Regions from separate parts of the Mus musculus genome. Here regions 1 and 2 are each linked to region 3. The links are chromatin loops, found by intact Hi-C in ENCODE. Cell type or tissue: heart. All regions are shown on one strand.

The links. A loop is a pair of places that touch in the nucleus more often than their neighbours do. Peaks named below come from ENCODE experiments on the same cell type or tissue, not always from the same donor. Only the 100,000 strongest peaks of a DNase experiment are listed, where the experiment ranks them.
Region 1: a loop joins it to region 3, with 2.0 times the contacts of the local background. A loop is called at or near these places in 4 of 42 quality-filtered maps.
Region 2: a loop joins it to region 3, with 4 times the contacts of the local background. A loop is called at or near these places in 4 of 42 quality-filtered maps.

What each region holds. Positions count from the first base shown.
Region 1 is chr19:29,482,829-29,487,828 of GRCm38, forward strand. No RefSeq gene overlaps it. Among named protein-coding and RNA genes, the nearest start is that of A930007I19Rik, 37 kb to the right of the region's middle. In heart, no CTCF peak of the experiment used is centred here; DNase peaks (open chromatin) are centred at 1,933 and 3,903.
Region 2 is chr19:29,468,364-29,473,363 of GRCm38, forward strand. Pdcd1lg2 (programmed cell death 1 ligand 2) reads left to right here. Exons shown (of 6, transcript NM_021396.2): 6 at 2,153-4,564. Among named protein-coding and RNA genes, the nearest start is that of A930007I19Rik, 51 kb to the right of the region's middle. In heart, no CTCF peak of the experiment used is centred here; DNase peaks (open chromatin) are centred at 738 and 2,458; H3K4me3 peaks cover 771 bases; H3K27ac peaks cover 4,595 bases.
Region 3 is chr19:29,415,631-29,420,630 of GRCm38, forward strand. All of the region lies in intron 1 of Pdcd1lg2 (programmed cell death 1 ligand 2), which reads left to right. Among named protein-coding and RNA genes, the nearest start is that of Pdcd1lg2, 7.2 kb to the left of the region's middle. In heart, CTCF peaks have their summits at 2,421 and 3,431; no DNase peak of the experiment used is centred here; H3K27ac peaks cover 577 bases.

The DNA.
Region 1 (5,000 bases), 67 kb after region 3:
AAAACATTTCTGCTTCAGTCAAATTACCATGGGTTTGGAAGTGTCTGTGTCTGCCCAGTTCACAGGACTCAAGTGTGTTAAGGGTTTGGGCTTTATGCTTCTCCTTGGCTGGGCTTGAAATATCAGATTGCCCATGTAAGACACCCAATATCTAGCACAAACTGTAGCTGTCATTCCATTCCAGTGTGTGGTTGGTTGTTGGCTGGTTTTATAACAGTAAGGTCTCATGTAGCCCACACTGGCCTTGAACTCCTGGTCCTTGCCCCCTCTTCTACCTCTGATGTTCTAGGGTGGTGACTAGGTAGCACCACACCTAGTCATGATTATAACCTCACTGGTGTTTGGTGACTCAGACTTCACATTTAAGCAGGGATAATTAAGCTCTATTTTTTTTTAACATTAAGCAAACTAACTATTTTTTTCTTAAGATTCTTCAGCAAAGTCACAACCAGATGAGGCCAAGACATCCTAGATCTGTTACAAAATTAAGCCCTAATAATATGGTATTTTGTAATTACATGTCTGTTTGTCTATAACAGCCTGTGAGGTACTGAGAAGCAAGAATTGATTTTTTTCTTTAAAAAAATCCATTTTCATAATCATAGAACCCAAAACAATGGTTGACATTCATAAAATACTTTTAGAAATACTGTGCAGGGAGTCTAGAGAAAAGAAGCCAAGAAAGAAAAATATGTCAGTGAACTCAGGCATGACCACTGGGTCCACGTAGTCCCACCAACTGCCAGATCTGTCCCTTCAGTGGCCAAGGAATGTATCAGATTCACACAGCTTAACGGAGCCAGCAGCTGTGGTCACTCCAGCCACCCTGCTCCTGCCTCTCACCCTCTCCTGATACCTGGTTCCTGAGAAGAGCAATGAGTATTATTTGGCTTGTCATATAGCCTTTTCTACAGGAATAGCATATTCTAAGGTGACATTGAACTTATTTCTCAGTGGTGTCTTATTACAGAAACGTTTCGGAGGAGTTTTATTATCATAGCCCAGATTGTTAACCTAATTTTGAGTTTACTGTGACTAAACTTTTTTTTCTAGTGTGTGTGCCTGTGCATGTGTGTAGGTATGTGGGCGTGCAAACACATATGTGTGGAGGTCTAAGGCTGATGTCTTCCTTGACTGTTCACTTACCTATTGAGACAGGGTCTCTTGATGACCCCTGAGCTTCTTGTGTTGGCTAGTCCAGCTAGCCAGCATTCTCCAGGGACTCCCTACCAATCCTCCAGCTTGCTAGGATTGTAGGCTGGCTACCACACCCACCAGACTTTGACACTGCTTCTGAGGCTCTCAGTTCTTGTTACTTGAAAACACTTTACCCACTGAGCCACCACCACAACCCCTGGTGATTAAATTTGTCAACTTGATTCTCCTGAAAGGTCACAACTAGGAGACTAGTAAAGGTGACTCATGATATATCTGTGGGGTCACATCCACAGAGAATCCCATACGTGGGGAAGACCTGTGCTGCATGTGGTTGGAACTGCGCCATCCTGTAGACTGAGTGATCCAGGCAAAGGAAAAGTGGGATAAGGACAGCCCTTGAGAATGGGCTTCTTCTCAAATGCATCCCTGCCCCCATGCTGTCTCCTTCCCTCCTTGTTGGAGGTGTCGGTCCACTCTACCATGCAATACTCTTCCTGCCGTGATCACGGACACTCTAACACTGAGCCAGAAGAAATGTCTCCCTCCTTGGGGTGTTTTGTGGGGTTTCTTGTCACAGAGAAGAGAAAGCCAATTAATTAACATATTAACAGAACATCTCTGTTGATCTTGGAACAAAACCCTGAGATGCTAGCAAGGACCTGCATCCTGCAATGATGTGGCAGTGCCTGCAGCTGCCCCCATCTAATAGAACTTGTGTACCACTGTTCGTTCTAACAGCCAGGGTCCTCCCAAGAGGAGATGGTGCGTGCTTCCTGCTCAGTTCTGTTTGTCCTATGAAAATTAACTTCCACATTATAACAGCTGCAGCAAACAGAGGAAGCAAGCATGCCCAGGATGTTCATCTGTAGAGACAGAAAGGAAGAAATGATCATATTGCTTGTTAAACCAGGACATGTGCTGAAATGATTAACTTACCAAGCAATTTAAAATTGGAATAGAAAAAATACAAAATATTTAGTCAAGATAAAATTTGAACAGGCTTTTCCTGCTGTTTCATTGGCCAAGAAATTTCTTAATTGTATCACTACTTACATACATACTCTATAGTAATACGCTAAGCAATACACTAGACTATATGAAGCTGGTGGTTTCATAGATTGTTTATGGAAGAATAAATTGGCACAATGAGGCATATATAGGATTTATAGCATGGAGGGCAGGCCACTTGTCCTCCAGTTTGCTCAAGTAATTCTGCTGCTCAAAAATCTCTCCAAGGAAATGCAAAATATAGAAGACACTGTAGGCACAAAAAGTTGTTCTCTCTCTCTCTGTATGTGTGTGAGAGAGAGAGAAAGAGAGAGACAGACAGACAGACAGACAGACAGAGAGACAGACAGAGAGACAGAGAGAGACAGAGTTAGATTGCTCAAGGTTAATGTCCCTGTTTAGAAATGCTATTCCAGGAATTTTCTTCTAAAGAAAAGAAGTAGAACAGAAGGGAAAGAACTTGCTTTAGTTACAACATCTCTGTCCCCAAACTGGAAATAACTTGTCTAGCAGAGTGAAAATAGATTAGTCATAGAGCTGTGTTGGTATTATAGGTTACCATCGGACCATGGAAATCTCAAGAACAAAATTACAGAGAAATACAAAAAAAATTGTTGAATGTCATCTTAAGTCTCTGTATGTTGGTAAGTTATTATGAAGTCAGCACACAATTTGCATCTATTACTTGTCCATTCTCATGGGACCCTATGGGGGCAGGGGGTTCAAGTCTTAGACAGAGGAGAAAATGCAGACAGTGTTGCTGAGCCAGGACTGAAATGTAAGCTCACAAATACCAAAGCCCAGAGGAGAGACCAATAGTGGTGGGTATGTGTGAGAGAAGGGGCGGGGGATGGTGGGGTAATGCGCAGGGCACCTTAGCACCATTTGGGGTACAGTGCCAAGCCAAAATAAACAACCAAGGTAAGAAAATGGCTGGAAAGGAGTGCCCTAGACTGTCAAGAGGGCTTTGTTCAAAAACAAGGTTCAAAAATATGACCCTTCTGGAGAATCATATGCATACAAAATTCCTTTTAAGACAGCTAGCTGTTGGGCTTTGTGCAAACTGTCATTTTTCTCTAGAGTATGTTTTCTAAAGCAGAATGGCCACTGAGATGCTGTGGTGTTCACAGACAACAAAAATACCTCCACGATGTTGTTATTAGCAAGATCGTTTCTTTACAAAATTTGGGGAAAATTCCTCCTTAAAATCCTTTTGTAAAGATCAGCAGTAGGGTGGGAGGTGGTGGGGCAAACAGCTTATATTTCATATTCCTTTCTTTTTTTTTTCCTTCTTTCACTTTGCTTTCAAGGCTGTGTAACAAGAATTATAGTAATAGTGAGTAGCTCTGCCCATGCCATGAGACTGTAAGCAATTTTTATTCTCACTGTATTTGAGAGGCAAGCACAATTTGAGTATTTTCAGCATAAAAACATTTAAACATTATTTTTTTAAAATATGTTTAAATTTTAGAATTTCACTGGGGTTTTGGCAAAATTTTATACATACAACTTGTGTTTCCCGCAATATCGAGCGCAGATTTCCACCTGTGTTTTTCTGAGACTCTGAAGAGAAACTAAAAGATAAGTTTGAGCAGACACTGGGCTTGCCAGCATCCTGCTGGCCTCAGGAGATGTCACAAGGGCCAGAGCACATACGCATGACTGAGCTGTGGCTGAGCATATGAACCACATGTGACAAGAGACAGTGTGAGCACCCCTTCTGACGACTGCTTGGGGAAGTTGTCTTCAAGAACCACCCCAGGGTAGAAAAGTCATGTGTAGGGAGTGCAAGGGTCCTTTCCCAAAACACAAAAACTTTTGTTCAATGTTCTCAGAATGAAGAGTCTTTAGAGTGTCATCCCCAGGTGACTGCGACATAGTGGAAGTGACTCTGTGAGGGCTGTTGGGAAAGCATGAAGGCCCTGAGGGACAGTTCAAAGCCAGTTCAACCAGAGCTTTTATTTTCTGACTGAGCATCTGAGTGACAGGGTAAGGCACTGGACCATCTCAGCAACATCCTTCTGTTTCAAGGGTATATGGGGTCCACCCACTCCCCGGGGCGTATTACATTCTATCTTGTGATTTGAATCCCCGACAGCTATGTGTCATGAAGAGTACAAAACGTTGTATTAGATATGTTTCACACTGGGGGGGTTCAAAGAAAACTAGAGAAATATACATCACAAGCTGGGAAAGTTGTATCAAAACTGAGATTGCATACAGTTGTATGTCCAATGAAGGGAGACGGGCTCCAAGGAATTCAAAACAGAAGGGAGCTCGTGATCAGAAGTAAGGTAAGAAGCAGCGAGGAACGGAGAAGTGCGCTGAGCCTGGATGCTTTCCGGTGACGTGTGGAGAACAAGAATCGAGACTTGCTCTCCAGGATTGGGACTCCAAAATCCACCCAGCTGTCCAACCACTCCCCGGGCCACTCAGGATGGTCACTGGCATAAATTCCAGAGAAGCGCCTCAGATATGCCTTGCTGAAGCAAGAGTTTCTCTTGTAGTTGTAGATTGTGAGGGCTTCTGAGGGACCCTGAAGACAACTCCCAGGGCGCAGTCAGGGCAGCAAGAGCCACTCAGGGTCCTTGGGGAAGTAGGCATTTTCCCATCAATTCCGTCTGTTACAGTGGTGCAGTCACCGCCCGCGGTACTTGCTGGAACTCAGGCCTGAGTGCTGAAGAAGAACAATGTAAACTTGCAAGAGTTCGAGGCCAGCCTGGTCTACAAAGTGTGTTCCAGGACAGCCAGGGCTATACAGAGAAACCATGTCTCGAAAAACCAAAACCAAACAAAAAAACCACGTGGTGTTTTATTTGACCTGCCTTTCTTAT
Region 2 (5,000 bases), 53 kb after region 3:
CTCAGAAATCTGCCTGCCTCTGCCTCCCATGTGCTGGGATTAAAAGTGTGCGCCACCACGCCCAGCCTCTACTACCCTCTTAACTCCCCTGACCATGCCCCAAATAAACTCTATTTTATACTATACTGTCCTGTGGCTGGTCCCTCAGGGGGAAGGGATGCCTCAGCATGGGCCCTCAGAGGCACTGCTTTCCCCCATACCTGACTACATCTCCATAGAACATATCCCCCCTCTCCTTATCTTTTTATAAACACATCAAAAACAACCCCAGGAAGCCTTTGTCTCATCCGTAAGAGATAGCAATCCTCAGTACAAAATTCGATGGAAAAGAATGAACATGGGCTCTCAGACTTTTTCCCACGCCTACCAGCAATTGATCTGAAAGCAATTACTGTAGGCCCACAGCCTGGGTACAGAGCCATGGGACAAACTCGGGAAGTTCCACACTGAGGTCTGATTACAACTGAGCTCTGAATCAGCAATTAGATTTTCTTGACCCAGCAAATTTTCTCATCCGCCTTGGCGAGCCTGATTAAAATACCCATTTCTTCAGAAACGAAAATCCCAATTCCTATAAAATGATATCCTTGACCCGGAGGCACCTGCTTGTGTAGGTCCGATAGGCTCAGTGTCTTTCTTCAGTGGGACTCCTTCAAGTACTCAGGACAGGGAAGACGTGGGAGGGGCCTGAGAGCAGAGGTGACAAACTCTGGTCTCCAGCAAGCAAGCATGTGATGAAAGGAGGGGAGGAGGCCTGAGGTGACCAGACAGGGCTTGGGCAACCTGCCAGCTCAACTCTAACTCTCCACTGGCAAGAAGACAGACATGGAGGTGTTTATGGAATGTCTGCTAGTTATTAAATGCTAGATAAAAAATTACCAGATTAGCCAACTCACACACTGGGGACCTATTTATAGCTTCATGGCTAGAAGTAAACAAACCGCTAACAGCGAGGCCCGAGGCATGGATCATTTAGGGTAGAGACATATTTGAGAACACCAAGAACACATAATCTCCTGAATGTCTCATCCTCTCGCATGCCCACGTGCTCTGCGGTATTAGAACGTCTTTGTTGAGTCAACATGATCATGAGTATTTTGGTTTTTTGTTTTTTAATTATTTTTCTTTTATTTACTTTTTTTTTTTTTTTTTTTTGATCATGAGTATTTTGTAACAGACATTTAACCATATAATCAGAAATGTCTCAGGCCTCCTTATCTGACATTCTGACAGTGAAGTAACTGGCAGAGAAATGAGATAGCTGGGAAACCTGGTACCTGTTGTCCTGGGGCCAGGGTCTCTCCAGAGAAACAGAGCCTGGAGTGGGGGAGGGGAAAGCAGCAGAGGGAAAGAGACAGGTAGATTCATTTTAAAGGGTCAGTGCCCATGACTGTGGGGAGAGTGAGGCTGACCTTTGTGCAGTAGGCCAGCAGGTCGAAACAGAGGCAGAGTTTCCATATCACATTCTCCAGGCAGGGTTTCTTCATCTCTAGGAATTTGTTCTCAAGGTCTCACCTGATTAGAAGGAAGCTATATTGGCATATAAGCTATGTAGAATTTAGCTGATACAACACATTAATTATAACTGTAAAGCGCATGGCAACATCAAGACTAGCATTTGATAAGATTGTGGGCCCTGTAGCCTATCCAAGTAGATATGACAAATGAACCAAGAGATGAGGGAGCAGCCATCTTGGCCATGCACTTGGCTGAGAGCATAGAGTAGGCCAGCTTGTTGGAACTGCCAAAGCCTTTAAAAACAGAAGTAAAGGGCCTGGAGAGAGCTCTGTGGTTAAGAGGGTTTGCAGCTCTTGCAGAGGACCTAAGTTCAGTTCCCATTGTCTCTCTCACTGCTGCCTGTAACTCCTGCTCCAGGGCATCTGACACCCTATGAAGTGTTTCATTATAGTATAGCTGTCTGGGGTCCATAGGGTGGGTGTTGGGTAGGGGTCCTAAAGTAGTGCTGGAGAGAAACTTAGAGTGGGGAAATGGGAGGGTGTATCATGAAAGGCTTTGAACCCTGCTGGTCCCGATACATAGATTACTATTTTTTTTAAAGGTGGTTTCTCTCTCCAGTCTACTTTGAGAGGTTATATGTATGTTCTAGTCAATGATTTATTTATTTTTCCTGTTTGTGGTCTCTTCTTCCCAGATCTGGACCTGCGGTCTTGGGAGTTGGAAGGATCTGATGGGAAACCCTCAAGAGACTTCTGGACTCAAAGTGAGAATCTTGCAGGACCTGCCATTTGCACTTTTGAACCCTTTGGACGGTGACCCAGGGCTCCGAAGAGGAGCTTGTAAGACTGACAATCTTCCCTCTGTCTCAAGACTCTCTGAACAGCAAGACCCCAATGGCACTTTAGACTTACCCCTGGGATCCTGGACCCCAGTGAGGGCCTAAGGCTCCTAATGACTTTCAGGGTGAGAACAAAAGGAATTGCTCTCCGCCCCACCCCCACCTCCTGCTTTCCGCAGGGAGACATGGAAATTCCCAGTTACTAAAATAGATTGTCAATAGAGTTATTTATAGCCCTCATTTCCTCCGGGGACTTGGAAGCTTCAGACAGGGTTTTTCATAAACAAAGTCATAACTGATGTGTTTTACAGCATCCTAGAATCCTGGCAGCCTCTGAAGTTCTAATTAACTGGAAGCATTTAAGCAACACGTTAAGTACCCCCACTGTGGTATTTGTTTCTACTTTTCTGTTTTTAAAGTGTGAGTCACAAGGTAATTGTTGTAACCTGTGATATCACTGTTTCTTGTGTCTCTTCTTTCAACTACATCTTTTAAAACAAAACGGTGTGGGGTTTGGTTGTTTTGGTGGTAGTGGTAGTGTTTCTCAGTGGTATCTCCTTAAGAAAAAAAATCATCATGCCAGTGAATTGTTTCTTCAGCCATTTCAGATGGGAAGCTGGAATAGCCTGTCCCCCAAGCTAAGCCTTCTTCCCTAGCTTTCTGCGTGATTTTACATTGAGCATTCCTGTTGCTTTGTTTCTATAACTGTAATGTGGTGATGTCATTGTTAGGGCACTTGAGGGTGGGCGTTCTGGAAGTCCTTTCAGGTTAGTGTTTGGGGGCAGGGTTGCTCAGAATACATAAAGGTGCTAACTTAAACTGCAGCCATGGAGCTCAGTGAATTCACTAACCTTCGGGCTGTCCAAATGTGCACATTAGCTACTGTGACCCCTGTAGGTTAGGGAGCCTGAAGCCAGCTCTTTACCTGGTGTTTAGACTCAGCAGAATTTGGAGTCAATGGGACCAAATGGTTGTGAAATTAAGATTTGAAGTGTGCATCTTATTTTATCACCATCTGCCCAACAAAACTTCAGAAAATGCCTTTGAAGCACAAAAATGTAATCGTTTATGTGAAATCTCTGAGTTGCATTTAGATGCCCATTGCAGCAAGGTGGCTCTCTCACAGATTCCACACCTTAGCCTAAGATACCAGACAGCAGGACAGAGAGAAAAGTCCTTCCTGGTGTGCAAACTTCCTTACACTGGACCTCGCCTCTCAGGTGTGTGATTGGTAGGCCAAATCCCGATAGCCAATCGGTGTTGGGTGCTTTGTCTGCTCTACTGGGAGTCCAGTGGTACAATGGATTCTGGCAAAATGCTGCCATCTTGGCCCTCGCTGGGCTGCTTTCTAGGATATTCATAGAGAAAGGGCCGTCCAGATCCAGTATCCTAAAATCCTGAGAGGAGAATATAAGTTAGTGTGTCTCACTATAACTATCTCTATGATCGGTCACATTACTATCTAACAGTTACCAAATACTATATGCCTAATACTGGTAAGCATTTTATACACACCATTGGATTGAATCCTCTCAAAATCCTCAAAAAGGAAGTTATTAATACCTCCATAGGCAAGGAGCCCAGAACCCAGAGAGGTCAGGCAGTCTAGTTATAGATGCCTGCTTTGTTTAGAAGTGAACAAGAGCATCAAATTATTAATGTGCCCTGGTTATTAATGCGCCCTGGTTACCTGCTGGATGGAACATCAAGGTGGACTTTTGGCAGTTGCATACACCCAGAGGTATTTTGGCTATTCACGGATTAATTTCACACGAAGTGTTTCAGAGACATGTGTAGGGGAAGTCCGGGTTCAGGGGGCCTAAGATTCAAACTCTAGCTTAGCTACGTCTGACCTCCCTAAGCACTAACTTACTATCAAAAGAATGAGCAGTAAAAGAATGGTGTTTACTGCCTGCCTTTATCAGGCAGTGAACGTGCAGCGGGCAACGAATGCTTGATAAGTGTGTGTCAGTGTGAAGTCCCATGTACCAGCCGCTGTCCCCACTGCAAAAGCAGCAGAGCGCTCAGACATCATCAGCTGATTTACCAGCAGCAGATTTCTTCTTCTAGTCCCATCCCTGAAGAAGCTTCCAGCCTAGGTACATTGCATGGGCTTTGTGCTCCAGGAGTTCCTACACAGCCCTCAACTTCAACACAGGCAAAGTGCTTACTGATCCTCATGTATCTTACAGGGTCCCCTCTACCCACAATACCTCATTGCTGGAACTTCAAATCTTCCTGAATAAAAGCTTGCCCGTGGTTTAATTATTACCTATACTAGGAGATTTTCCTCCAGCTGTCTTTCCTTTGGACACAGAAATGTGCTCACTTTCTCTGTCTCTCTGTCTCTGTCTGAATCTGTCTGTCTGTCTGTTTCTGTCTCTCTCCCTCCCTCCCTCCATCCCTCCCTATCTCTCATTCCCATCCAATGATGCTTACATGTTTTCGTTTTTGAACTCTGAGGACTGGAGCACACGTTATCTCCCCGCTTGGACTCCTTGAAAGCAGAGAGAAAAGAGGATCTTCCCATGCCCAGAGCACCTTGTGTGAGATAGGTGCTTTGTGTGTGACTGACCCTGAAACTTTAAATATTGAAAATAACATGACGCTCATTAGTCTGACTTTTTATGACCGTAATGTGATTGGCTAAAAAAGTAAATAATGGGAACTTTAAAAAATGTAATTCAAATATAATATTATTTCT
Region 3 (5,000 bases):
CCTCTTACAAGTTCTCCACAGTCTGATAGAAAGACTCAAAAAAGCCAGTATGTATATTGGAGGAGCTTGGTGTTTATGGGATGGACAGTTGAGATGTAGTTTGAACTTAAGTATTCCATCCCATTAATAGAGATGAATACAAATTTAATAAGTTGTCTGTTGTAATAATATAATATCTGTCACCACAGATGATGGGCAGATATAAAGTCATGCAATTTCTAAACCTAAGACTGTCTGTTACCTCAGAAGTGATAATGGCAGTCAATGTGAAGAATAATTGATCATTTACAATGTATCATCCAAGCACCCACAAGCACTTCTGTACACTTGGTGAGGTTTGACCAAGACATGCAGGTGTTAGTGTGCTAGCGAACCTGATGATTTCTCGTAGCCACCTAATCACCATAGACTTAAGAAAAAATGAACACACAGCAAGAATAGATGGTAGGTCACTGACTTATAAAAAACATGTGGATTTTAGAAAGAATACTAAAAAGAAGGACTAGTCATCTGAACACTTCTCTTGTCTGTGTATAACAGTATTCGTGCAGCTGAAGGACTGGATGCTCTGAAATTATGAATTTATTCATTTTGGCTATATATTCACTCCATACACCCCCAAACTCTCCATCACTCCATACATCCCAGACTCCCCATCACTCCATACATCCTCCAGACTCCCCATCACTCCATACACCCCAGACTCCCCATCACTCCATACATCCCAGACTCCCCAGACCCTGCTTGCCTAGCTACAAAGCAGTCTGTTCTTCCTTCTATTCACTGTACTTGACTTTTGCTTTCCTAACTATAAGGGCTCTAAGTACATATTCGTTTAGAGGAAAAAAAATTGGTTCTCACTAAGAACTCCAAGGACAAAGGTCATATTTGCATTGCAAAGAGTTTTGAGACAAGTTTATGATGGAGGAGCTTAAGGTATCTGTGCTGGCAAGCTTGCAAGCATTGAAAAGGAATCACTCTCCACCAATGGAAACTCTTGCTTCCAAGTGGGCCTTTGTCTTAAGTAAGTCTTAGGATAATGATTGTCTACTTTGTGACTAGCTCATCCTGTTGTGGCCTTAACTTATAGGAAGTTCTTTCTCAAGTTTCTTTTTATCTAAAAGAAAAGGAATCCAACGGGGAGCCAGACTCATGGGTAAAAAATTGTGCGTGTCATTTATTATCTATCTAACAAACTTCTGAGACCTTACATGCCAGTAATGAGCTGTAAGTGATCATTATAGGTGACTAGGATACACTCAGGATACAGGAAACCACATAAGGCAACTAGAAAAGGGTTGTAATGAATGTAAAAGAGTTTAAGGCTTTTAACAAGACATATATGATGCCATACTAATCTTTAAAAACTTACAAAGAAACTGAGGTAAAGTTAACTTACAAAGAAACTGAGATAAAGTTAAAAAAATTTATTTTTACAAAGTAAAATGAGATTAGATTTTCGCAACCACCATGAGTTCCTGTTCATGGAAAGGGCATGGGTCATTATGTGACCGAGAGGTAAGAGAGACCAGGGCAGGAAAAGCATTTAAAGGCTGTCCTAAGAAAAACTTGACTTGAAAACAATAGCACTTGTGTTTTAAAATAATTACCCTGGCTGCTGTATTGGGAATCAAATGTCAGATAATGAGATTAGGTAGGGTCTTGGAATCCTACTATCAGAAAGGTGCAGAAATCACCACAGGAGATGATAATGTCCCAGATGGTACGGAATCTCTGGGGTGGTGAGAAGTGATTAGGCTCTGAAGATCAGTGAAGAGACAGCCTATAGGACTAGCTGATGAATCAGACGCAGGGTGAGAGAAGAGTGAAGAATGGTTCCAGGATTGATGCTCTCTGCCTCAACAAGGCTGGTGTAGAGGGAGCCACAAAGGGGGAGCCAGCAGTGAGGAAGATGCACTAGGGTAGAATGAGAAGCAATGAGAATCAGAATTATGGTGATGCCACAGGAAAGCAGAAGGGACAGGGACCATCTAAGATGCACAGTGGGCGTAGAAGCAAGAGGGTGGGAGGAAAGTATGGAATGACTCCTAATATTCTGGCATGTGGTGGTGGTGGTGGTAGTAGTAGTAGAGTAGTAGTAGTAGTAGTAGTAGTAGTAGTAGTAGTAGTAGTAGTAGTAGTAGTAGTAGTAGTAGAGTAGTAGTAGGAGGAGGAGGAGGAGGAGTAGGAGGAGGAGGAGGAGGAGGAGGAGGAGGAGGAGGAAGAGAAGGAGGAGGAGGAGAGGAAATAAAGCACAAAGCTTTTCTAAGCTGTCTGATGTGTTAGAGGCTAATACATTTGTAACCTCAGATTTTGATTGCTTATGTGTCTGGGTTTAGAGTGTGCATTCTTACCCATTGCACAGACTAGTAGGACAGGCATTTGCAGGCTGGAAAGTACCTTTAGAACAGAGTCTGCCCCTTAGTGTTCCAAGAAGGCAGTGCTCCAGGAAAGTCCCCTTGGGTGGCTAAAGAAGAAAGGGAAGCTGAGCCAGTGGTGAGTGGCCCAGGAGCCTATTCATCACTAGAACTCTGGCTCTTGTCACCCTGTCACTGTCCAAAAGTGAGAACGTTGGCAAGTGCCAACTACTGTGCGTGAAGACAATAACTTTTCAAGTTATGCATTTTGTAAGGAAGACTTACATGGTCCAGACATGTTGCAATCAGTACCTCAGGTCTGTTGCTTCCCACTTTGTTCTTCCCATCTCTCATCCCTGATGCCATGCAGGCTGTGGCCTACGTGACCATTAAGCAGGTCCAATCTCTACCTCCAGCTTTATACTGTCTGCCCTTCCACATCTTGAGGAACTTCTCTGGGCACTCTAGCAGGCATTTCAGATCTAATGGATGTTCCTAGCCCTCTAGTGTCCTAATGACTCCATCCCTAAGCCCAGGAGGTCTGTATTTCCTTTTAATTACCTATACTGTCAGCAATGTCCTACAGGTGTTTTTTTGTTTTTTTTTTGTTTTTGTTGTTGTTTTGTTTTGTTTTCAAAAACATAGCTCTAAGAAAATGGGCTAGTCTATAACAGATCAGGCTTTATTGCTCACACACTTCGCTGGGTTCTCTCCTCAACCTTATCTGAAATACCGGATGTGGCTGACATCCTGTAGTTCAGTAAGTGGAGACTGAAGAGCCTAGAAATGTTAAGAGAGAATCTCTTCCTTCAAAAGAAACAAGCAAACAGACGGGAGTGGGCAGATGGTGAGGCAAGTGCCACCAACAGGCAGTGAGCGCTCAGCAAACATCACCTTCTGACCTTACTTGGTTACTCTGTTTAGCTTTGTAAAATGTGAAGGGGTTGGACAAAGTTTAAAAGACTCGGTTCTCCCTTTCACAGCGGTAACAATTGGCAACAAAGTTCTGGCTGGCTCGGCTTGCCTCTCACATCCACAGGTCTGACTGGCAGGAAAGAGAAAGAACGTCCTGCTGGTGAGCGAAGAAGCTGGATTTGGAAAGTGGTGAGACCTGGAGTAAAATCCAAGGTCACCCTCTGTGTCCTGCAGGCTGCAGCGTGTCCTATAATCAGAGTGCCTTTTTTTTTCAAATTATTTTAATTATTAGAATGTGTAACTATTAGAATGTAAAGCTTTTAAGTATGCAAATAAAAAGTTTAAAACCTTGGTATGGTGAGATAGCCTAGTGAGTCTAGATTCTTATTGAGCCAGCCTGGTGACCTAAGATCTATTCCTAAACCTCACACAACATGAAAGGAGAGCACCAACTTCATAAAGCTAGCTTCCAGATGCATACCATGGCACTTGCTCCTACACATGGCTTTGTTGCCAATAATAATAATTTTTTTTAATATTTCAGAATCTGAAAAAGAAAAGAAAACTGAAAGACTGCTTTTAGAGTTTGAAAGACAACATTGTTGAGATAATTATGGAACTGCTGAGTCAATGTAATTCCTAGCAAAGCACACCAGTTCCTTTTGTGCAGAATAGACAAGTCTACCCTAAAATTCATACAGAAACTCAAGAGAGAGAAATTCAAGGGAAAGGAGGAGGAAGGGCCAGAGGGAGGGGGAGAGAGAGGACTTCAGAAGGAACAAAGCTGACGGCCTTACTTCCTAATTTCAAACTTTTCACAAAGCTACAGTAAACGGCACTATGTGATGGGGGCAGAGAACAGACACAGACCTGAGCAACATGGATGCAAAGTCCAGGAATACACCCCACGTTTATCATCCAGGATGCTGGGATAATTCTACAGAGAAAGGACAGTTTAGTTTTTTAAAATAAATTTATTGGAGTATGTGCAAAAGAACCTTGCTCATACACAAAAATGAACTCAAAACAGATTAGAGACCCAGATATGAACAGAACAGACTTAGTTCTTATGAGAAAATGTTAGCAAGTAATAAACACATTTGGCTTATTATACAATGCAATATCTTCCCATTATGAAAGGAATAAAGTATTGATGTGTGCTGCACAACAGATAAACCTTACATCATGCTCAGTGCAAGAAGCAAGCCACAAAAGGTCAAGGGCTACTCAATGTCATTTCTATGAAATGTCAACACAAGCAGTTGACCAACACAGATGGACACCTGCCAGGATTCTGGAAAAAGGAAGGGGAAATGGGACTATTTCTGAGTGAATATGGTTCCTTCTTTTAGTGGTAATTAAGATTTGCCAAATTAAATAGTGGTGTTGGTTAGCCAACTCTATGCATATACTAAGCAGTCCAACTGAATGAATAGTGTGCCAAGAGTTTACATTAAGTTTATACGGCCTGCTTTTGTGTGTTAACAACATTTTAATAAAGCTGCTGAACATTTAAAAATAAATTTAATGAACACATCTTTAAAACCCTCCACAGATCACGCCCTCCACTAGCCCAGCACCCTAGTGCAAATGTATACAGTGCCCTCCTAAGGCTGCGTTGCAGCTCATCCTTCCAAAGCAGTCTACTCTCTAACCAAAGCACCGTCCTCTCTAAAAATGCAGACAAAGTCCCCGGGGCTCCAGAGCGAAGCCCTCCACCGGCTTACT